Linked DNA regions of Homo sapiens: region 1 is linked to region 2. Evidence: chromatin loops called from intact Hi-C (ENCODE). Cell type or tissue: endothelial cell of umbilical vein. All regions are shown on one strand. Each heading gives the region's core, and the rest is flanking DNA. Links, peaks and the distances in the headings are about the cores only.

The links. Hi-C counts contacts between places; a loop is a spot of excess contacts. Peaks named below come from ENCODE experiments on the same cell type or tissue, not always from the same donor. Only the 100,000 strongest peaks of a DNase experiment are listed, where the experiment ranks them.
Region 1: it touches region 2 in a loop (12-fold over the local background); 14 of 110 quality-filtered maps call a loop at or near these places.

Annotation. Positions count from the first base shown.
Region 1 is chr6:152,480,461-152,492,929 of GRCh38, forward strand. SYNE1 (spectrin repeat containing nuclear envelope protein 1) reads right to left here. Exons shown (of 146, transcript NM_182961.4): 12 at 7,936-8,043; 13 at 4,375-4,512; 14 at 2,625-2,789. Among named protein-coding and RNA genes, the nearest start is that of SYNE1-AS2, 84 kb to the left of the region's middle. RefSeq lists an enhancer at 10,089-11,288. In endothelial cell of umbilical vein, for the core only: a CTCF peak has its summit at 5,341; DNase peaks (open chromatin) are centred at 4,561, 5,141 and 5,251.
Region 2 is chr6:152,664,465-152,676,933 of GRCh38, forward strand. It overlaps LOC105378061 (a long non-coding RNA gene), which reads left to right. Exons shown (of 5, transcript XR_001744416.2): 3 at 3,135-3,216; 4 at 3,592-3,663. Among named protein-coding and RNA genes, the nearest start is that of MYCT1, 27 kb to the right of the region's middle. In endothelial cell of umbilical vein, for the core only: a CTCF peak has its summit at 5,643 (motif pointing left); DNase peaks (open chromatin) are centred at 5,617 and 6,957; H3K27ac peaks cover 2,098 bases.

The DNA of each region.
Region 1 (12,469 bases), core at 3,338-8,337, 180 kb before region 2:
CAATGAGCCAAGATCGCACCATTGCATTCCAGTCTGAGAGTGACAAAGCGAGCCTCCATTTCAATAATAATAATAATTCAAGCTTTTCACCCTCAAAGCTTAGCTTATTATAGGCTCCTAATATATATTTTTCAATAAATGAGAATTGATTTTAAAATTGACAATTTAATTGTTTTATGAGCTACTTTAAGTACCCATGCCCAGGCCTAGTAGAAGTTCCTACCTCAATGAAAAGATCATTCTAATATTCACCTTGAACCTGGCCTGAGCCCCTGTCGCTGCTTTTTACCTTTATCTCTTTATTACATTCCTTAGTTTTCTCTTCAGTCTAGTCCTTTCTGGGTTTTTGTTTGTTTGTTTGCCTCAGATAACCATTTTCTCCAACTCCTGCCCCTCTCTCTCTCCCTGATCCACTTCATTTCTGGTTTCTATGCTTTGTTCACTAGACTTTGGCAGAGAGATTGTTCTAGCTGTATTCTTGGGGGTTGGCACAGGGTGTCTCTCTCTCACTGTCTCTCAAGGGAGCTAGAAGGGCTCATGAAGGGCCTGAAATCATATAGCCATTGAAACACACAGATAGCATGTGCATTGGCCAACTTAGGACTCACTCCCCCGTAGGAGATACTACTGTCTATAGTGTGCCTTGAATTAATATTTCTACAAACTGTTATAATTAACTAGTAAATAGCAGTTACATTGTCTGGCATTTTCTCTGTGGTGGGACATTTAAGTCAAAGTTAAAGGTATTATACAAAGAACAATTGTGTAGATGCTTCTCAGACCTCTAGATTGGAGGCACCACAAACGCCTGGACCTCGTCTGTGCCCCTCACCTGTTGCCCTGGAGCTGAAAACCTGCACATAGTAGGAATATTTGCTACCATGCCTATTTGCTGAATTAACGTATTTAATTCTCAATAAATATACATTCTACATTTCATTTAAAATTCTAAGTTGACTTCTTTAGTATCAAATATTTACATCAATTAAAATAGTTTCATATGTAGGTAACAGGTACACTAGAATCCTAATCCCCACCATTATGTAATATACTCATGTAAGAAACATGCACATGTACCCCCTGAATCTGCAATTTAAAAATAAATAAATAAACAAATGCCAGTTAAGGTAAAAAAATAGTTTCAATTAAGTTTTCCATGAAAAAATTATTGTGTGTTATATATGCTTAGTTGCTAATTTGCTAAAGATGTTATTGTTTGTGTAATACTATTTTCACACTTTTCTCTATTTTTAATATACTGGGGTGATTCAAAATTGACATGGCCCAGGAAACTGATTCAATCCCAGGAAAATTCTTGTGACTTGATCTCGTATGAGGCCTGAACTCTGGGTCCCTTACGGCATAGCTGCCCCCACTTTAGGGCACTAAGGCACAGATAAGCAGGCCCCGCTTTTATTTGTGAGTATCTGCACAGATGAAGAAGACCCCAAAGTCATGCTTGCATCTGAGAAGCCAAATGACAGAGAGTTCAGTGTGTGTGTTTGTCTGCGTTGGTGATTGGGGGAGGAGAGGAGCTAAGAGATCATCAGCAACTTTAAAAGTGTCTAAAGGCACTGAGTATCAGAAAAGGCCAAGAGGAAATGGAGGCAGGACCCTGAGTGATGGCCTCTGCAGATCATCAAATCTTGCCGTGGCCATCTGGTTTGATGAGCTTGTCTGAGGTTGAGTCTGTCAAGTTGAAATGGCCAAGATCGGCAATGGCATCACATCTCTGTGTCTCTGTATATCTAGCTCCAAAAGTAAAGCCCCAGAGAGGCATAAAATAATAAAAGGCAATAAAATCTGTTGTAAATTTGCTTTATGATCTTGTCTAGAATACAGGACAGTGTATTTCCTTGGGGTAATTTTTCAAAAATATCAATAATTTGGCAGAAAATATACATGGGCTATACATTGCCCATGTGTAGTCAGGAGTAGAAATCTCTATTTTTCACATATGCAGGAATACCCCACCACATTACAGCAAATGAAGTATACAAATTCAATTGCATAAAATGCAAGATTGCATTAATGTGATGTTAATGAAAAACGGCATTTTTAGTTAGGCCTGTAATATCACAAAACACAAAGAGGAAATATATTGGAAATTATACCATATACAACTGATCATATACTAAGTTTAAAACATCCCAAATGACTAAGAGACCATCAAAGCCTAACCCCACCACTTCCTACAGCCTCCATTCCTTCTACCCCCACCCCACAGCACCAAGACATAAGAACTTCTGCCTGCCTTCCTTTGAGAATGGAGGCAGAAATGAGGTCTGGAGCCAATGGCCGGCCACATTATTATGTAAATGCATACCATCTATGCTTATCTTTTGAAAAATAATATATAACAACAGAAATAACAAAGATAGCTGCAGATGAAAAAAATACCACACAGGTATGGAAAATATCTCAGGAAGTCAACCCACTGGAACCGTCATTAACCAGTGTAAGAAAGAAACAATCAAATTAGAGAACTCTAAGAAGGTGTGACGTCTCCGATCATGTAGAATTAATATTTGGGGCGTCCCCGCCAGAGCAGGTTGTAACTAGGCTACCTCTCCAGACCACAGTAGGGCTGTTATGCTGCAAGGTTTTCCAACCAGAATTTTTACCTTATGTTGCTCAAGTTTCCGTTGTATCGTGTTTGCTGTTTCCTCGTGGACCTGTTGAACGGTTATTTCCTCTCTCAGGGCCACCTCCGCTCTGTACAGCCAGGCACCTATGGTGCCCAGAGGTGCAGGAAGAGATTTATCAAGCTGTATATGCCAGTCAAAGAGCTAAAATTTAAAAAGCAGAAAAGTAAAATATCTTTAATACAGATGGCAATTTATAAAATTGCACCCAAATAATAGTAAAGCATACATAAAGCTTTAAGTTAATGATTTCAGGCTAAGTTAATAAATATCAAATAAGCAAATGTCTGTGTTCTGAGTTTGACACTTTAGGGATGGGGAGAAAATTACAGTTAAAAGCAAATTTTGAAGAAACTGAAAATACATCTTAAACATGGAAGAATATTATCAGAAGTGTAAGCAATTTTCCTCTTACAGGAGTAGCATGAAGCACCCACTGATTTTCAGTGTGGCTTTTGCTGAAAGGGAAGGGATCAGGTTTGGTGACATGCTTGGAGGATGCAGCAGTTATACACCTGGCACATGTGTATCTTGGTCGTCGGAATGAGAATCCCATTAAAACCTCCCACGTGATCAGAACAAGTTCAGAAAAATGAGGATTATCTAAGCAGCTCTGGACAAAGATGGGTTTAAAGGATTCTTTCTATAATCCTATGATTGTCTACCCTTCTCTCCATCTCTTCCATTTTACCCAATTCTCAGACACATTTCCTAGCTTACTGGAAAGCCAGGTGGGATGAGTTGAGGTGCTTAGGAACTAGCCTATTCTTTAATGGAGTCACTAGAAAAAATGAGACTATCAAAAAAAAAATTAGGCTGGGTGCAGTGGCTCACTCCAGTAATCCCAGAAATTTGGGAAGCCAAGATGGATGAGATGCTTGAGCCCAGGAGTTTAAAACCACCCTGGGCAATATAGTGAGATCTCATCTCTACAAAAAAAAAAAAAAAAAAAAAAAATTAGCCAAGTATGGTGGTACATGCCTGTGGTCCCAGCTACTTGGGAGGCTGAGGTAGGATGATTGCTTGAGCCAAGGAGGTTGAAGCTGCAGTGAGCTGTGATTGTGCCACTGCACTTTAGCCTGGGTGACAGAGCAAGACACTATCTCAAAAACAAAATAAAATAAAGTAAAGAATATATGGTAAGTTCAAGACAAATATTCTTATTAGTGATAGAAGTGTTCCAGGGGTTTGAAATCTTGGCCTTTAAGCATGAAGAATATGAATATGAAAGATACTGAGCAATTTTCCTTCAGATTCATGATCAGATAAAAAAAGATGCTTGAATTAAAGAATGCAAAACTGTATGTCAACACAGGAAGGTCATTAACTGTTGATGAAACATGATTTTAGAATACAAGAAGTTGCTGTGGCTCTACTCTGGAGAATCTGCTACAAGACCAGAGAGTCACCTCTTCTAAACCACCCAGAAGGAAGTTGTGTAAAGTGTGAAGTGATCCAGATGGTCTCAGGACTTTAATCTATCATCTAGTTAATTGCTGATATCACATAGAGGGAAGCCAAGGCAAGAAAATAGCTGTTAAACCAAAGACTTCCATTAACTTACAGGAAAACTAGACAAGGAGGCAAAGATTCTCCCATAGTTAAGTCTTTCTAGCCTCAGACAGAGGCAGTAGAACCTGTTGCCATACCACTGTGTAGAAATAGATGATGAAAAATATTCTTTTCTAAATTTATTAAGCTCAGTATAACTAATTGTGGGAGAACTTACCCTGGAGGTCACTCTATCCCAAGATTGTTTTACCAATGCTTGGTCAAGTGACAATTTACCGTCTCTGTGTAATGGTTGTATTAAATGTTCAATCTGTTTCCTCTTCATTTCATATTGAACTCTGAAGTGCTTAAATGACTAAAAGAGGAAAAACAGCAACAGTATGGCAATGAGTCAAAAAAAGCAAAAGCAAAGGAAAGCACATTTCCTAAATAACAATCTTTTCTATTTGGATAACACTCAATATATGTTGTTGATAATAATAACGGTAGTTATGATACTAATAGCAGCTGTCATTCATCAAGCCCTGACATAGCTTGACCCTGTGCTAAGTGCTTTCTTCATATTATCCTCTCTGGTTCTCTCCATCACCCTACACATGCATTATTATTCTGAAGCCCAGAAATGACTTATCAAGGACAAGTAGTAGAGGTAGGACTAAAGCCTAGGATTTCTCATTTCTAGTAAAGTAATTTGTGTACCAGTATATGTTTGTCAGGAAATCATAGTAAACAGGAGTATAAATCTTAGCTAATAATCAAGATAGTTGCTTTACTTCAAGTACCAAACAATTTACAAATAGAAATTGCATATATCAAAATAATGCAGAATTAAAGCTGTCTAGATTTGTGTTTAAGTAAGCCTGCATAAAGAGGTTTACTTTAGGGGACCATGTTTACATGATAATCCTTTGCTTTAATTTCATGGTATTAAAATATTAAGTATATCACAGTACAGTTGACATCAATGTATTATATGTAGACTTAACTATAAGCTTAATGCTAACATTAAAACAATTTTTAAAGTTTTATATTTTACATTAACTAAATTAACCCATCCTAAAATATGACTCCAAATCTAAACATAAAATGAAAAGATAATTAAAATGTGCAATTATGTTACAGGAGAATGGCCCCACAAAAGTTAGCAGATAACACAACTAAAAGAATTTCAAAATTATAAACAAACATGTAAATTCACGTGAAGAACACTGGGGGGAGATAGTGAACTAGAATTTTATCTACAAGGTTTTCTTTCATTTTCTCTAACTGAATGGAATTTTAAAAATACCAAAACATAGGCTGGGCACGGTGGCTCACACCTGTAACCCCAGCACTTTTGGAGATCGAGGCGGGCGGATCATGAGGTCAAGAGATTGAGATCATCCTGGCCAACATGGTGAAAGCCCGTCGCCATTAAAAATACAAAAATTAGCTGAGCATAGTGGCGCATGCCTGTAGTCCCAGCTACTCAGGAGGCTGAGGCAGGAGAATCGCTTGAGCCTGGGAGGCGGAGGTTGCAGTGAGCTGAGATCACGATCATGCCACTACACTCCAGCTTGGCGACAGAGTGACACTCTGACTAAAAAAAATATTAAAAAAAACAACAAAAAAATAAATTTAAAAAAAAACAAAACATCAAATCAACTTTTAAATTTTATTCCACAGGATTCTGAGTGAAAAAACTGGAAAATGCAGCATTTGCTACAGATTGAAAGAGATTTAAAATGCTGATTACAGAATGTAAAGATGAAATGAAATTTTCCCTAAATTCAGATTTCAGAGAGACTCTAAACCCATTTTTATGAGACTAGTGATCACCTTCGGGCTGAAAGGAGGATTTCTGTTTTCTGTTTTCCTAAGCCTTTGTTTCCCTCATGAACTAGCATCTGTATAACAGATAGCTTTATAACTTGGAATTTATTTTTTGATAATTGGTGCCAAACCTAAACCTCATCAGTGGACTAAATAAGTATATTCACTCTGTTCTTGCAATTCTTTTCTCCATTTACTGGCTTAATCATTTTTTAATGGATCTCAGCCCAGAAAATTTTATTTTGGGGAAAAAAGCTTACACTGAATTTCAAAGCAAAAGAGTACATGCATATTAACCACATATTTATTGCTTTGCTAAGTTTGACAAATATAATATTGATGCTATCATCCACCTAAATTCAGGCATATTTTAAAGATACAATTATATAAAATCACTAATGCCATAGATAAATCTTTTGTCTACCATGTTGAAGTTCTCACTTCATTTGACCTTTTTCTGTAGCAGAAATGACTGAAATATGATGTCGAGTAGAATATATTACAGAATATAATTCAGAATATACTATATTTAATTTTGCCACTAAAAGGGACTGATGTTTTACATTGGGAAAAATGATAATGCTGCATCAAATAAATCACAATTTTTATTAATTTTTATTTTTTCTCCAACTTTTATTTTAAGTTCTAGGGTACATGTACAGGAAGATTTGTTACATAGGTAATCATGTGCCATGGTGGTTTGCTGCACAGATCAACCCATCATCTAGGTACTAAGCCCAGCATCCATTAGCTATTCTTCCTGATGCTCTCCTTCTCCCACTCCCCCACAGGCCCCAGTGTGTGTTGTTCCTCCATGTGTCCATGTGTTCTCATTGTTCAGCTCCCACTTATAAGTGAGAACACGCAGGGTTTGGTTTTCTGTTCCTGCATTAGTTTGCTGAGGATAATGACTTCCAGTTCCATCCATGTCCCTGCAAAGGGCATGATCTTGTTCCTTTATATGGCAGCCTAGTATTCCATGGTGTATATGTACCAGATTTTATTTCTCCAGTCTACATTGATGGGCATTTGGGTTGATTCTGTGTCTTTGCTATTGAAATCACACTTTGTAAATGGGAATAAACTGTGTTTTGTGTCTTGGAAGTGAAAATCAGAAGCAGAAGTCCAATTAATGACACTGTAGTCAGACTGGAGAAAAACATTAACTCTGAGCTCAACTTGAATGCAATGGTGTTGGACTAGGCAGGTCGCAGTCGAAACTGATCCCTTTAATGGACCCTCCAATACTCATGTTGCAATCCTTTGTTAAATTCAGTTTATTTTATACTAATTTTCAATTTGACTCAACTCTTTGTTCTTGGTAGATTTTTGGGTTAGGTGAGATCTATAAGATCATGAGTTCTGGCCGGGCATGGTGGCTCACGCCTGTAATCCCAGCACTTTGGGAGGCCGAGGCAGGTGGATCCCGAGGTCAGGAGATTGAGACCATCCTGGCTAACATGGTGAAACCCCATCTCTACTAAAAATACAAAAAATTAGCCAGGTGTGGTGGTGGGTGCCTGTAGTCCCAGCTACTCAGGAGGCTGAGGCAGGAGAATGGTGTGAACCCAGGAGGCAGAGCTTGCAGTGATCCAAGATCACGCCATTGCACTCTAGCCTGGGAGAGAGAGTGAGACTCCGTCTCAAAAAAAAAAAAAAATCATGAGTTCTATAAACACAATGACTCTGCATTTGTTTTCCAAGTCATCTATAAGACTGAGTTATGGAAAAGTGATGAAGCCTCAGTGCTCCATATATAGTGTGGACACAATGCAACTTAAGACTATCTACATAAGTTAGAAATACAATTATTAAATTATATGCAAACTTAGGGTAATGAATGTTATGTCTTTAAAGACTTTTCTCATTAATGTAATTTGAAGCATTAAATGGAGATCAAATGACATATATAAATATTAGTCAAAAATAGCTTTTGAAAAATTCAAAAATCTTCTCCATACAATACCTGATATTTATCCTGTAAATTTGATTCCACCATCTGTGCTCTTGTCAAATCTCTCTCAAATTGTTCTATCCAAACTTTCATTTCCTTAAAAATTACTCTGTCTTCTCTCTGGAAATGAGGAGACATTACAATTTTATTAGTATCTGTGCATTTATTTAATTGCTGATTAATACTTGACTGATTCTAGAAGAGACTTAATATTTAGTAAGTCCCAACTGTCTCTGAAAAATTTCCTTTCTCCTTACCCCCACCTTTAGGACAGTAAGAAGCAAAAGTTAACTCTAGAAAAGTATCTTAGTTATCTTATTGAATAACGAAATTAACCAACTCCATTTTTTTTTTGCCAAGTAACGCTAATTTAATAAAGAAAATGTGACCAGGAGGGAATTTCCTAAGTACACAAATAATAAGAGTAATAGCTGGAGTAGAAACACAGTCCTGTGGGTTGCTTCCTACCCAAAGCCATTGGTAACCCAGAAGACAGTTCTAGATGGGATTCATTTTGACTGAATTTGAGGAGTTACACCCAGAATACCATTGGGTGACTTGTCTATATTACTATTTAAACTGATATTAGGTATTACAATCTCCATGTGGACAGAAAACACATTTATCTTGTTCAACACAGTATTCCTAGACCCTGGGAACATAATACCTATTAGAGATTTATCAAGTTATTTGGTGAATAAATGTATCCAGGTCACCACTCATCTCAAAAATGAAAAATAAAATTGGGATTTTCATACTTATTTTCACAAATAATGACAAGGGCCATTCTATAATAGCACTGATTTAGTGAAAATATCCTAACTTTTCATCAAGATGTAGTGTCTCATAAGAATGCCAAGTATTCATAATCATACCGTACATGATTTTTCGGCATTTACAAAATGCAACTCCAGCATCTCACTTGCTGCTGACAGTGCTGTGACACAGGTAAAATGACTGTCCCCCTTGGCAGGTGATGTTTCCGAATGGAAAGAATGCCATTTATGGAGGCAGGCTAAACTGGGTTTCAAATTCTGGCTTTGCCATGCATTAGCTCTGTGAGCTTGGTGTGTCTTTTTTTTTTTTTTTTTTCGTTAACCTCTCTACTGTCATACTACAGGATGTACTAAAGGGTGTGTTAAATCATCACGGACCCTTTCAATTGTTTTGCTGAGAATTAGAGGTAATCTATGTAGCATGTCCAGTACAGAGGTTGTCACATTCTCATGATCCATGCCTTCTCTCACTTTCTTGTCTTGCAAAAGCAGTTGTCTTCTGCCTAAACACTTACCACATTTTCCCTTGGATAATGCCTTTTTCAGAACTCGGCTCAGGCACAACCTACTCTAGGAAGATTTTCTAACCCAGAAGTCTGAGTGAGGGCATCTGTTTCCTATGCCAGTGGTTCTCTCACTTAGTACACACTAGAAATCATCTGAGGGGCTTATAAAAACACAAATTGCTGGGCACCACCCCCAGAGTTTCTGGCTGAGTGGATGTGGGGTAGAGCCAAAAATCCGTATGTCTAAGTTCCCAGGTGAATCTGATGCTGCTGGTGAAGGAATCATATATTGAGAACACTTCTCTATGATCCTGTGACAACCTCAGCGCTAATATTCACCCAAATGCATTATATAAAGTCAGCCCTCTGTTTTCTTAGATTCAATCAATAGCAGATTGAAAATATTCAGAAAATAAACAATAAAAATAACAATACAGCAATAAAGATAATACAAACAAAATACAACACAGTATAACAGCTATTTAAATAGCATTTACTTTGTGTTAGGTATTATACATAATCTACAGATTAAAGTATATGGGAGGATATGTGTAGGTTATATGCAAATACTACACTATTTTATATCAGGAACCTGAGCATCATAAATTTTGCTATCTTGGGGGTCCTGGAACCAATCACTTGTGAATATCTAGGAACAACTACACAAAATCCTTGTCAGGCCTCTGAGCCCAAGTCTGCACGTATATATCCAGATGGCCTGAGGCAACTGAAGAACCACAAAATAAGTGAAAATGGCTGGTTCCTGCCTTAACCGATGACATTCCACCATTGTGATTTGTTCCTGCCCCATCCTAACTGATCAATTGATCTTGTGAAATTCTTTCTCTGGACAATGAATCTCGGAAGCTCCCCATTCAGCACCTTGTAACCCCTGCCTCTGTCTGCAAGAGAAAAACCCCCTTTGACTGTAATTTTCCACTACCCTCCCAAATCCTATAAAACTGCCCCACCCCTATCTACCTTTTTCGGACTCAGTCTGCCTGCACTTGGGTGATTAAAAAGCTTTATTGCTCACACAAAGCCTGTTTGTTGGGCTCTTCACACGGACACACGTGACATTTGGTGCTGAAGATCTGGGACAGGGGGATTCCTTCAGGAGACCAGTCCCCTGTCCTCACCCTCACTCCATGAGAAGATCCACCTATGACCTTGGGTCCTCAGGCCAGCCCAAGGAACATCTTACCAATTTCAAATCGGGCAAGCGGTCTTTTCACTCTCTTCTCCAGCTTCTCTCGCTACCTTTCAATCTCCCTGTCCTTCCAATTCCAGTTCTTTTTCCTCTCTAATAGAGACAAAGGAGACACATTTTATCTGTGGACACAAAACTCCAGCGTGGGTCACGGACTTGGGAAGACAGTCTTCCCTTGGTGTTTAATCACCGTGTGGATGCCTGCCCTGATCATTCACCCACATTCCACTGGTGTCTGATCACTGTGGGGATGCCTGCCTGATTATTCACCCACATTCCACTAGTGTCTGATCACTGTGGGGATGCCTGCCTGATTATTCACCCACATTCCACTAGTGTCTGATCACTGTGGGGATGCCTGCCTGATTATTCACCCACATTCCACTAGTGTCTGATCACTGTGGGGACGCCTGCCTTGGTCATTCACCCACATTCCCTTGGTGGCAAATCAATTGTGGAGACGCCTGCTTTGGCTGCTCACCCACATTACAGCCCAGGGCTGCTCACCACCCCCTTCTCTGTGTCTCTACCTTTCTCTTTAAACTTACCTCCTTCACTATGGGCAAGCTTCCACCCTCCATTCCCCCTTCTTCTCCCTTAGCCTGTGTTCTCAAGAACTTAAAACCTCTTCATCTCACGCCTGACCTAAAACCTTACTGCCTTATTTTCTTCTGCAACACTGCTTGGCCCCAATACAAACTCAACAATGGTTCTAAATGGCCAGAAAACAGCACTTTTGATTTCTCCATCTTACAAGACCTGGATGATTTTTCTTGAAAAATGTGCAAATGGTCTGAGATGCCTGACATCCAGGCATTCTTTTACACATCAGTCCCTCCCTAGTCTCTGCTCCCAGTGCGACTCATCACAAATCTTCTTTCTCTCCTGTCTGTTCCTTCAGTCTCCACCCCAAGCTCTGAGTCCTTTGAATCCTCCTTTTCTATGGACCCATCTGACCTCTCCCCTCCTCACCAGGCTGCTCCTCACCAGGCTGAGCCAGGTCCTAATTCTTCCTCAGCCTCCACTCCCCAGCCCTATAATCCTTCTATCACCTCCCCCTCCTCCCACCCTGTCTGGCTTATAGTTTTGTTCCACGACTAGCCCTCCCCAACCTGCCCAACGATTTCCTCTTACAGAGGTGGCTGCAGCTCAAGGCAGAGTCAAGGTTAACCCTCCTTTTTCTTTATCTGACCTCTCTCAAATCAGTTAGTGTTCAGGCTCTTTTTCGTCAAGTATAAAAGCCCAGCCCAGTTCATGGCCTGTTTGGCAACAACCCTTAGATGCTTTGCCGCCCTAGACCCAGAGGGGCCAGAAGGCCGTCCTATTCTCAATATGCATTTTACTACTCAACCCACTCCCAACATTAGAAAAAGCTCCAAAAATTAGATTCTGGCCCTCAAACCCCACAACAAGACTTAATCAATCTCGCCTTCAAGGTGTACAATAATAGAGAAGAGTCAGCCAAGCGGCAACTTATTTCTGAGTTGCAATTACTTGCCTCCACTGTGAGAGAAACCCCAGCCACATCTCCAGCACACAAGAACTTCAAAATACCTAAACCACAGTGGCCAGGCATTCCTCCAGGACCTTCTCCCCCAGGATCTTGCTTCAAGTGCTGGAAATCTGGCCACTGGGCCAAGGAATGACCACAGCCTGGGATTCCTCCTAAGCCATGTCCCACTTGTGCAGGAACCCACTGGAAATAGGACTGTCCAACTTGCCTGGAAGCCACTCCCAGAGCCCCTGGAACTCTGGCCCAAGGCTCTCTGACTGACTCCTTCCCAGATCTTCTCAGCTTAGCGGCTGAAGACTGACACAGCCCAATCACCTCGGAAGCCTCCTGGACCATCACAGATGCTTTAGGTAACTCTTAGAGTGGAGTGTAAGTCCATACCCTTCTTAATCAATACGGAGGCTACCCACTCCACATTACCTTCTTTTCAAGGGCCTGTTTACCTTGCCCCCATAACTGTTGTGGATATTGATGGCCAGGCTGCTGGGCCCTTTAAAACTCCCCCACTCTGGTGTCAACTTGGAAAACAGTCTTTTATGCC
Region 2 (12,469 bases), core at 3,251-8,250:
CCCTCCTGTTTCTGAGAAATAACCACAACAAATACCTAGTTAAGAATTCTTTTTTTTTTTTTTTTTTTTTTGAGACGGAGTCTCGCTCTGTCACCCAGGCTGGAGTGCAGTGGCACAATCTCGGCTCACTGCAAGCTCAGCTCCGCCTCCTGGGTTGAGGCCATTCTCCTGCCTCAGCCTCCCCAGTAGCTGGGACTACAGGCACCCGCCACCACGCCCGGCTAATTTTTTGTATTTTTAGTAGAGACGGGGTTTCACTGTGTTAGCCAGGATGGTCTCAATCTCCTGATCTCGTGATCCACCCGCCTCTGCCTCCCAAAGTGCTGAGATTACAGGTGTGAGCCACTGCGCCCGGACAAGAATTCTTTATATTAAATTATCTCTGTTAAAATAACTGTGGGTTCCTCTCTCTTGACTGGATGCAAACTGATACAGTAGGTGAATTAAAGACTTCCATTCCTAATGTGTTTCTATTTTCTTTTTATTTCCTGTGGTTTACATTTTGCTTAATGAGTTCTGATGTGATATTAGTTGATAAACATCCCATAGCTGTCATAATTTCATTGTGTATTTCTCACTCTATAGTTATAAGATACTTTTCTGTTTTGTTTAATGCTTTTTTTTTTACTTTAATTTACCCTGTCTGATACCAAGAGTGTGAATTTGTTATTTTTGTTGTTAATATTTGCTTGGTACTTTTTTGCTTATTTAAAAATACTTCAAACTTTCAGAGTTATTCTATTTTAAATGTATCTCTTGTATACAACAGACTCAAATTTTGTTTTGAGAGTCAATCTGAAATTTCTTTTCATTAATAGATAAGTTTAGACTATTTGCATTTCTTCATATAAAAGATGTAGTTCATCTTTATTCTATCATGATAATTTGTTAATCTTGCTTGTTTGTGTGTATGTCTTTATTATTTCCTTCCTTCTGCTAAATTTGGGCTTAGTTCTTCTTTTTCTAATTCCTTGAGGTGTAAAGTTAGGTTGCTTAGTTCAAATTTTTCTTCTTTTTTATTATAGGTGTTTATGGCTATATATTTCCCTCTTAGTGTTACTTTTGCTGCATCCCTTAAGTTTTGATGTGTTGTGTTTCCATTTTCATTTGTCTCAAGGTATTTTTAAAATTCCCTTTTGATTTTGTCTTTGATTCAATTTCCACATATTCGTGTTGTTTATTTTGTATGTATTTGTGAATATGCTGATTTTCTTACTGTTATCGATTTCCAGTTTTATTCCATTGTGGTTGGAAAAGTTATGTAGCATGATGTCAATCTTCTTAAATTTGTTGAGACTTGTTTTGTAATTTAACATTATATATCCTGGAGAATGTTCCATGTGCACCTTTTCATCCTTTTACTTTCATTTTATGTGTTTCATTAAATCTGTAGTGAGTCTTTAGTAAACAGCACTTTACTGGACCCTGTATTTTAAATCTATTCAGCCATTCCATGCCTTTTGATTGTGGAGTTTAATATCTTTACATTTTAAGTAATTATTGATGAGTGAGGGCTTACTATTGCTAGTTCATTAATTGTTTTCTGTGTGTTTTGCATTTGTGTTGTTTCTCTCTTTCTCTCTTGCTTTTTTCCTTTATTATTTGATATTTTTGGGTGAGTGATTTGATTCTTTTCTCTTTATACTTTGTGTATCTATTATAGGTATTTTTTTCCTTTGTGATTACTTCAAGGCTTCCATAAAATATCTTATAGTTATAACCATCTATTTTAAATTGATGACAACTTAACTTGAATCACATACAAAACTCTACACTTTTATTGCCCACCTTCATACTTTGTATTTTTGTGGCCAGAGTTAATTTCTTTTTATATTGTGTCCATTAACAAATATTTATCTTTTAGCTTTTATATTAGGGTTAAAATAACTTATGTACCACCACGACAGTGTTACATTATTCTGTATTTGTCCATGTGTTTATCTTTACCAGTGAAATTTATGCTTTTGTATGTTATGTTCCTTGCAGAGTGTTTTTGTTCCAATTTAAAGAACTCCTTCAAGTATTTTTTGTAATATAAGTCTCCTCTGGCTTGCCATAGATATATATGTATTTTTTTTTTTTTTTTTTTTTGCTGAGAGATCCATTGATAGTCTTATAGTGATTTCCTTATATGTGATGAGTTGTTTTTCTCTTACTGCTTTTAAAGTTCTCTTTTTCCTTGATTTTTATTATAATGATTTGATTATAATGTCTTGAAAGAGTCTTCTTTAGGCTAATCCTCTTTGGAAATGTTGAGCTTCATAAATCTAGAGGTCTATTTTCTTCCCCAGATTTGGAACCTTTTTGGTCATTATGTCTTCAAATAACCATCTTTCCCTATTTTCTCTCTCTTCTCCTTCTGGGTATCCTGTAGGCATAAGTTAGTTCGCTTGCTTGTGTCCCATAAGTACTGTAGGGTTTCTTCACTCTTTTTCATTATTTTTTTTCTTCTCTGACTTGATAATTTCAAACGATCTGTCTTTGAGTTCACTTATTCTTTTTTCTGTTTGATTGGGTCAACCATTGAAGCTCTTTATTTTTTAAACTCCTTTCATTGAATTTTTAAACTCCACAACTTGTTTAGTTCTTTTTTATGATTTCTATCTATTTGTTGGACTTCTCTTTTTTTCATGTATTGTTTTCTTGATTTTGTTGAGTTGTCTATCTGTATTCTCTTGTAACTCACTAAGCCTCTTTAAAACAATTATTTTGAAGGCTAGGCATGGCGGCTCACTCCTGCAATCCCAACATTTTGGGAGGCCAAGGTGGGTGGATTGCTTGAGCTCAGGAGTTCAAGACCAGCCTGGGCAACATGGTGAAACCCCATCTCTACCAAAACACACCAAAATTAGCTGGGCATGGTGGTGCATGCCTGTAGTTCCAGCTACTCAGGAGGCTGAGGTGGGAGGACCACTTGAGCCTGAGAGGCAGAGGTTGCAGTGAGCTGAGATTGTGCCACTGCACTCCAACCTGAGTGACAGAGTGAGAGCCCACCTCAGAAAAAGAAAGAAAAACTATTCTGAATTCTTCATTTTGCAATTCATAGATCTCCATTTCTTTGGTGTTGGTTACTGGAAATTTACTATGCTCTTTTGGAGATGTTATATTTTCCTGATTTTTCTTGTTATTCAAAGGCTTGTCTGTGTATTTGATGGAACACTGACCTTTTCCAGACTTTATGAACTGACTTCTATGAGGAAAGATCTTCACATGCTGGTGAGTACAAGGATGCTAGGTGGGTGGGATGCACAAATTTTGGGGACATTTGCGGGCACCAGTTTCAGGGATCCACAGGGACACTGGTTCTGGGGGCACACAGTAGTGATGGATCTGATTTGGGGTGCATTGACATTTGGTTCAAAGGATATGGGCAGCATCAGATCCAGGGTGGATGGCATCAGATTTGAGGGATGGTTGTGCATGTGGTGGTGCCAGGGCAGGAGGGCAGGGCACAATGGCATGGACTCCGTGTAGCTCAATTAGCTGAGATCTGCATTGGCAAAGACTGTGGGGATTTTCTGTGGTGAAGGCTGTGGTTATCTGTGGCAGTGGTAAGGACCACGGTATCTTTCTATCCTCCTTTTTCACCAGGGGATGAAGTGGCAACCAAGAAGATTTCTCTTGATGCTGAGCTATGCAGGCCTGAGATATGAGGTTACACAGGTAAAATGCTTCCTACTGTTTTCTATGAGGCGATCCTCAGTTTTTGTGCTCCACGGGCTTGGTACAGCTTCTTTATTAGACTCTGGACCTCTCCCAGAGTTATTTTTGGCCTACGAATAGTGGTTAAGTTACTGTTTTTGTAGAAAGACAAGGGCTGAGATTGCCTACTCCACTATCTTGCTGATGTTACATCTACCTAACTCTATTTAGTATTTCCATAGTCTCTATATGTTTAGACAGTATCTATTGACTCTTAGATATGAGCAATGCAGATTTAGTGTATTTTTTCTTCTTTTCCTCCTATTATCTAGCCTACTTACAGCAATATCATATTATTTTTCTTACTGCTTATCCTTATATATTTAATAAATTTAAACTTAAATTACTTGGTTTATTAACTCTTATTTAAAGTTTGACAGAGGCTGCTCATCAAATTTGGTAATATTTATGGATTCATATTATAACTGATAACTTTTCAAAGGATTCCTGGAAATATCAATGGAGAGGAAAATTATGGCACAGTCAGGAATTTTTGCTCATTAGAGATGGTACACCTTCAAGATATAGAATATTACTCTTAATGAATCAAGGGTAGATATAGCATTAACAAAAATCAGGACATCTGGATTACAAATTGATTTGCCTGTAAAAATATATACTTTTGAGCTACTTAGTTAAATCTTTTTTCAAATCTGTAAAAATTTTTTTGTTATTATTATTACTCCCATTAATAATGCATGCCTGGTTTTCTGGATTCACCACAAAAATAGAACTTCCCTTTGCAGAGAAGGGGAAAACCATTCTTTCTGTTTTTTAGTATGTCAGAACAATGATAAGTCACTGATTTCATTTCTTATCCAGTTCCATCATTTTATAGTGACTAAAATTTCTCCTAAATTATGGATGTTGTTTGAGTTTCATTCCCACAATTTTGACTGGTTTTGGTGCTCTAATGTATTTTAGTGTTAAGTTTGGAAGAAATGCAACAAATACTGCTTGAGTATTTGGCCATTTTCTACATAGTACACAAGAACTTTAGTGCATTTATTTTTTACAAACTATTTTTACAAAATAGAGATAGGCCTATTCAACCTATCTCTATTGGGAGCTATAGTGTATTTTTTACTTCCATAAAGAGAAGAGCAAACTTTTACAGTTTTTATTATGTCTCCCTTTTTTTTAGAGTTTTAACTCTAATCAACCACAACATCAGCTGAAATTAAACACAAATCCTTATTATTCAACCACTTTTAGATGTCTAGGGTAATAATACTTTTCTGCTTGAATAGATAATAGGTTTCTTCCACATTTTAATGAATATGACTGATTCACTCATGATTTTAGATTATTATTGCTATATTCATATTAAGGATAACTCAGTTGACTTCAATAGTTGAATATTTAGCTGGTTCCATTAAACAAACTGACGAAATAACTGAAATATTTTTATTTTGAGTTTAAAATGGAAAACAAAACCTACTTTGCATAACTAATTAAAGCTAAAATTTTGAATTGCCTTTCAAGAAAAATAAAAAACACTTGAATATTTTTATGATACAATACATACATATTGAGGCTAAAGTTTCAAATGTAAAAACAACTAATTTTTATAGGACAATTGTATTAATACTTTATATTCATAAATTTTGCCATTGTTGAATCTTCTACATTGTTCAAAATAAGAAAAGGGTAAAGAGAGCAAGTAGACCAAAGAGATGTCTTGCTATGGGCCTTCAGATCTGAGATTTTTATAACATTGCACTTTTTAGCTACCTACTTATCAATAAAATCCTGTAAATCTGATAATACTTATACTGCCTCGTGATCATAATATACATAGCATGCCTGATGCAAACAACTAAAATAAAAAGTGTTATTTGCAATTGTAATAGAGGTGTCATAGGAGTTTTTAGGTTTACCTTTTGGCCTTAGCAATTATAACAGCAGAGATAGGAGGTTATGTATTGCCATCTTCTGGTGAGTTTCATTAACTCCTTGCAGTACTTAGATGGTGGATAAGGTTTTACAATAGGCTCTTTATATGACTGATTTTTCCAAACAAATGCCTTTATCAATAAGAATATATATGTTTATTAAACTAACAATATTAACAGTGATTGAAATAAAATTACCTGTTTTTAGACACAGATGGTTAAGTTTCAAAAGGCTGGGGTTGTGATAGTTTTGGTCATCATTGCATCCTCAGTACTTGATACTTTTATGCCAAATATGGGGATTCAATACACACATGTTGGGTTATATTAATAGGTCTCAATTTTATCTTTATTTGATCTTGACTTTACTTCCCCAGATCAAATGGAAATTTATTGCTGAGTCTGAGAACTCTGGGCTGTTTCAAAATTTTCTGCCCAAATTTTTCACTCTGCTTCTTGTTTCATCCAAATTCTGGATGTTAAAAAGCCCCAGTCTTATATAAAAGGGCTGATTTGCTTTCCTTTCCAAACACCTTATCTCTTCCAGTGTCCAGGTTAAATTCAAGCAGCTGGTTTTCCCCATGGAATATACAGGCAATGCCTGAGATCCCTCCCTAGCTCTGCAGCTTTATCACATTGACTCCTTAATTCTCCATTATGGAAGCTTTGGCCACAGTGACATGTGACTCTTCTGTTCTCCATTACTGTGTTATCCTTCATATATGCCCCTCCTGGCAATTGAGGCACATGACTTTACAGGAGTGCCTTTTTGTGATGAAACTTCTCAGAGAGTGCACATTTTGGTCGTCAAAGCCAAACTTCTTACCATGAACAATATATACTAAATCTGGAGGGATTAAATATCTAATTCATCTTACTCATATTATGTGTTAAAAACAGTGGCACTTCAGTTTAGAAGAACATGCATAAGGTTAAAAACACACCAGAAGTAGATGTTCTGCAGCAGTTTTGCCTTCTTTTTTTCTCTTTAATCTTTTAGATTTATATGCTTCTCTAGCACAGGAAAAATAATTTTATAGAAAAGCTGTTTCCTCACAGTCTTGTAGTAAGAAATCATTTTCCCTTCCCTATTTGATTGTGTCATTATGTTTTCACATATCTTTCTGGTATATTTCCAGGAGGAACTGTATCTGAGATTATTTCTTCCTTTCTATTCTTGCATATTTGTGTCCTTCTTTATTATCTCTGTCTTTTCCGCTTCATACCATTTAAAATTCTCGTTATCCTCTTCCTGACTCACTGATTCCTTTGTGGTTATATATTTTCCTATCCTTGCTTGGTCATTTCCTCACTATTCTGTGATTACTATGATCACAAACATTTTTGGTGTGATACTATGAAAATGAACTGAGCTTATAAGATACGTTTTCTAGAAAATAAAGATTCACCTTTTATGCAAAAGTATGACTTGTGTCTGTGACCACCGACAGCTTTACTGTCTTCTCCTTTGTTAATTAATAAAAACAATAACAACCATAAGTTAATACCAACTATGTGTCAGGCACCATAGGAAGCACCTTTACGTATGTTATTTCTGATATTTATAAACTTCTTATGAGGCAAGCATTTTGCTACCTCATTTTGCAAATGAAGGAACAAAAGCTTAGAAACAAAAAGTAGTATGTCCAAGGTCAGTCAGCAGAGTTAAGATTAGAATCTAGACTTATGTGAGTCTGAATTTTGTGTTCTTCTCATGAGGTTACAGAGCCTTTCAATACTATAGAAGAATATTTCTACTATGTCATTGCTATTTTACAGAATACGGATAACCTCAAATACGTAATACATAATTTCATGGGTAACTTAAAAAAATCTGGTGATTATAAAACAGCACTGTCCAGTAGAGTTTTCTGTGCTGATGGAAATCTGTATCTATGATGTCCATATGGCAGCTGCTAGTTACAAGTGAATGAAAGCTTGCTAGCTACAAGCATATGAAGCATGACTAGCATTACTGAAAAACTGAATTTTAATTTAATTTAGTCTTAATTAACTTACATTTAAATGGACAAATATGGCCACCGTATAGGATAATGTGGTTATAGAATAAACAAGCTTTCTTGTGATTGTTTTATAATTATTCCAGTATTATAGCATCACCGGCCCACTTTCAGGTCTTCCGTTCCGCTCAGCCACTTTGAAACCATTGTTAGAAGGACAGAAAAAATGAATTCTTGACTGTATCCATAGTAATGAGTGTTAATGGCAATCACTTTGAAATGTCAATTTCTAAGAGCAATATTATGGCATCACAATGTATCTTTGTTCATGTCTAGCTTCTTTTCACTTAATGTGAAAAAGGTAACATTTTTGTCTTTAATTGAGACAATTAGCATCAAAGTGTAATGTAAAGGGTTTCCTTTAACACCACTACTTCACAGCTTATTTTCCTTGTTGCAGAGCATCATTTCTTTCTGTCTGTATGTTCCGTGGTTATATGGTGCAAAGAGGCTGAGGTTATACCTTCTACACCCTGGGTTATTATCTCCATGTCAAAAATTACATGTTAACATGTACAGATGCTCTTGGACTTACTCCAATAAACCTATCATAAGTTGAAAATATTGGCCGGGTGCGGTGGCTCACACCTGTAATCCCAGCACTTTGGGAGGCCGAGGCGGGCGGATCACGAGGTCAGGAGATCGAGACCATCCTGGCTAACATGGTGAAACCCCGTCTCTACTAAAAATACAAAAAAAAAATAGCCGGGCGTGGTCGTGGGCGCCTGTAGTCCCAGCTACTCGGGAGGCTGAGGCGGGAGAATGGCGTGAACCCGGGAGGCAGAGCTTGCAGTGAGCCGCGATGGCGCCACTGCACTCCAGGCTGGGTGACAGAGAGAGACTCCGTCTCAAAAAAAAAAAAAAGAAATAAAATTTAAAGTTATGTAAAAATATAGACCCACACAATACATCTCTATCTTATTGTAAAGTGTCCCTTATTTGATTCTTTTCTATTATAAAATTAGTCATTATGTTACAAAAACAATCCTCTAAAAGCTCCCTTAAATCATGAACTCCCAAGTGTTATTAAAAGATTACCATTATTTTTAAGGAAGCATATCTATTGCCTGTATGATACACCTAAAATTAGTTTGATGAGGGTTAATTCAGGTTATAATAATAAACCAGAGTTGTTTCAAGCAATAGTTTGCACTTCAGAGTGTTTAACACAATCTCAGTTAGGAGATGAAAAGTATTTGGAAATTGAGAACTTTGGATTTTTGGGGATTCATTACCCACTAATGTAAACTGTGTGTGATAAAAAAAAAAAAATCACTCCCAGTGGAATACATATCCACTGATTACACACACACTTTCAAGGATATTTCTCTACTGTGTCCTTCCCTGGAATTCCTCTCATAAGGGTGTGAACCAAGTAAGAGGAAATGAGTCTTTAATATGCTTAAAAACAACTACTTCAGCACTGGCTTGCATTTTGCTTTCAAAATTTCAATGACCAGTAAGAGACAGAGAAGAGACTGATGGAAGCAAAAGTCAGAGGAAAAAAAATTCATTATTATATTTACTATGGTACCTTTCCAAAGCTCAGACAGCATTTTTATTGATGACAAAAAAGTACATTCTGTAGACAACGCTATTGGGAACATTTTGTATCTGGACGATTTATCTGAGCCAGTTAGACATATGCTTCTACATGTCATCAATTCCCCTGGAACAAATTGGTATAATAAAGACGTATTTTTTCTTCCTATGGGAAAACGCAAACTATCTTCTTTATTGTTTACCTACATTTTTTCAAGGTAAAATTATTTTAAATTATTCAAAAGCATTAAATCATGCTACTATTCCCATGTAAAAATTAATAATATATGTTCAAATGTAACATTTACTGAAAACATTTTCTACCGTTGTTTTACTGTTTCCTTTTTCTCAGTTTCTACTAGTCATTTAATTTTCAGTGCTATTGCATAAATATAATTTCTACAAAGATACTGATTGAGACATTGAATAAACCCGTTTTGTCTCTGTTAAAGTCCACTACCATTGTTTCATTTTAAATAACTATCTTCTCATATTAATAGCCTGACATTTAAAAAATACACAAGAACTCACTATAATTAGATAATAATTACCATAAAATTAGGTCAAAATAATAGCTAGAATAGCTTAGAGATTTTCTAATACAAATTCTTTCATAAGACATTAATAATAGGACTTTGTGTATATCAGGCACTAATTACAGCTGCTGTATACTGACCTAATGATCGAAATGCTTTAAATGGGTCATTTCATTAGATCACTTCTCAGTTCTGTGTGATGAGTGTTATTGTCACCCCTATTAACAAATGAAGAAATTTAAATTCAGAGAAGCAAACATGGAGGAAAGAGTGGAAGGAATGAAAGAAGGAAATCAGTTGGCAAAGAACCAAGGATGTAAAATGCCAGTGATGTAGTCAAGACACGTGCCAGCTCCTAAAACAAGAATATAAACAGAATATAAACAGAAAAATCATAAATAGTGGTAGGCTGCTGGAAAACTTACTAATAACAGAATGCAAGTTTTAGCTAAAAACTAATTTTTGTTTATTAAACTTTAAGTTCTGGGATACATGTGCAGAATGTGCAGGTTTGTTACAGAGGTATACATGTGCCATGGTGGTTTGCTGCACCCATCAACCCGTCATCTATATTAGGTATTTCTCCTAATGGTATCCCTACACTAGCCCCCCAGTCCCCGACAGGCCCCAGTGTGTGATATTCCCCTCCCTGTGTCCATGTATTCTCATTGTTCAACTCCCACTCATGAGTGAGAACATGTGGTGTTTGGTTTTCTGTTCCTGTGTTAGTTTTCTGAGAATAGTGGTTTCCAGCTTCATCCATGTCCCTGCAAAGGACACGAACTCATCCTTTTTTATAGTTGCATAGTATTCCATGGTGTATGTGTGCCACATTCTCTTTATCCAGTCTATAATTGATGGGCATTTGGGTTGGTTCTAGTCTTTGCTATTGTGAACAGTGCTGCAATAAACATACGTGTGCATGTGTTTTTAGAGTAGAATGATTTATAATCCTTTGAGTATATACCCAGTAATGGGATTGCTGGGTCAAATTGTATTTCTGGTTCTAGAAACTTGAGGAATTGCTACACTGTCTTCCACAATGTATTCGAAGTTCTGGCCAGGGCAATCATGCAAGAGAAAGAAATAATGGGTATTCAAATAGGAAGAGAGGAAGTCAAATTGTCTCTTTTTGCAGATGACATGATTGTATATTTAGAAAACCCCATCATCTCAGCCCAAAATCTCCTTAAGCTGATAAGCAACTTCAGCAAAGTCTCAGGATACAAAATCAATGTGCAAAAATCACAAGCATTCCTATACACCAATAATAGACAGCCAAATCATGAGTGAACTCCCATTCACAATTACTACAAAGAGAATAAAATACCTAGGAATACAACTTGCAAGGGATGGGAAGGACCTCTTCCAGGAGAACTACAAACCACTGCTCAAGGAAATAAGAGAGGACACAAACAAATGGAAAAATATTCCATGCTCATGGATAGGAATAATCAATATCATGAAAATGGCCATACTGCCAAACGTAATTTATAGATTCAATCCTATCCCCATCAAGATACCATTGACTTTCTTCACAGAATTAGAAAAAACTGCTTTAAATTTCATATGGAACTGAAAAAGAGCCAGTATAGCCACGACAACCCTAAGCACAAAGAACAAAGCTGGAGGCATCATGCTAATTGACTTCAAACTATACTACAAGGCTACAGTAACAAAACAGCACGGTACTGGTACCAAAACAGATTTATAGACTAATGGAACAGAACAGAGGCCTGAGAAATAACGCTACATATCTACAACCATCTGACCTTTGACAAACCTGACAAAAACAAGCAATGGGGAAAGGATTCCCTATTTAATAAATGGTGTTGGGAAAACTGGCTAGCCATATGCAGAAAACTGAAATGACCCCTTCCTTACACCTTATACAAAAATTAATTCAAGATGGATTAAAGACTTAAAAGTAAGACCTAAAACCATAAAAACCCTAGAAGAAAACCTAGACAATATCATTCAGGACATAGGCATGGGCAAAGACTTCATGACTAAAACACCAAAAGCAATGGCAACAAAAGCCAAAATTGACAAATGGTATCTAATTAAACTAAAGAGCTTCTGCACAGCAAAAGAAACTATCATCAGAGTGAACAGGCAACCTAAAGAATGGGAGAAAAATTTTGCTATTTATCCATCTGAAAAACGGCTAATATCCAGAATCTACAAAAAAAAAAAAAAAATCAAAAAGTGGGCAAAGGATATGAACAGACACTTCTAAAAAGAAGATATTTATGTGGCCAACAAACATATGAAAAAAAGCTCATCATCACTGGTCATTAGAGAAATGCAAATCAAAACCACAATCAGATACCATCTCACTCCAGTTAGAATGGTAATCATTAAAAAGTCAGGAAACAACAGATTCTGGAGAGGATGTGAAGAAATAGGGACACTTTTACATTGTTGGTGGGAGTCTAAATTGTTATATTTAAGAAGAAATACAAATTAGAACTGACTTTAAAGATAAAAATGAAGCTCTTATGGTTTCCCATAGAAGTGTTCTATTGTAAGGCCTTTGGCACTTGGTAACTAATTATTATGTAAAATGAGCTTTTAAGGCAAATAGAATTTAGTGATACTGGCTTTAGATTAAATTGTTGGAGCCCTTTTTACTGGTTAGGAAAAAGGCTCACTGGAGTTCAATGACCACCAGTGACTCCTTTAGTACCTGAATGTCGACGAGAAAGTCTAGCCCAGGGTCTGGTGTCTCAGAAGAGATTATGGAAGGGGGAAAAAAAAGAGATGCTTACCT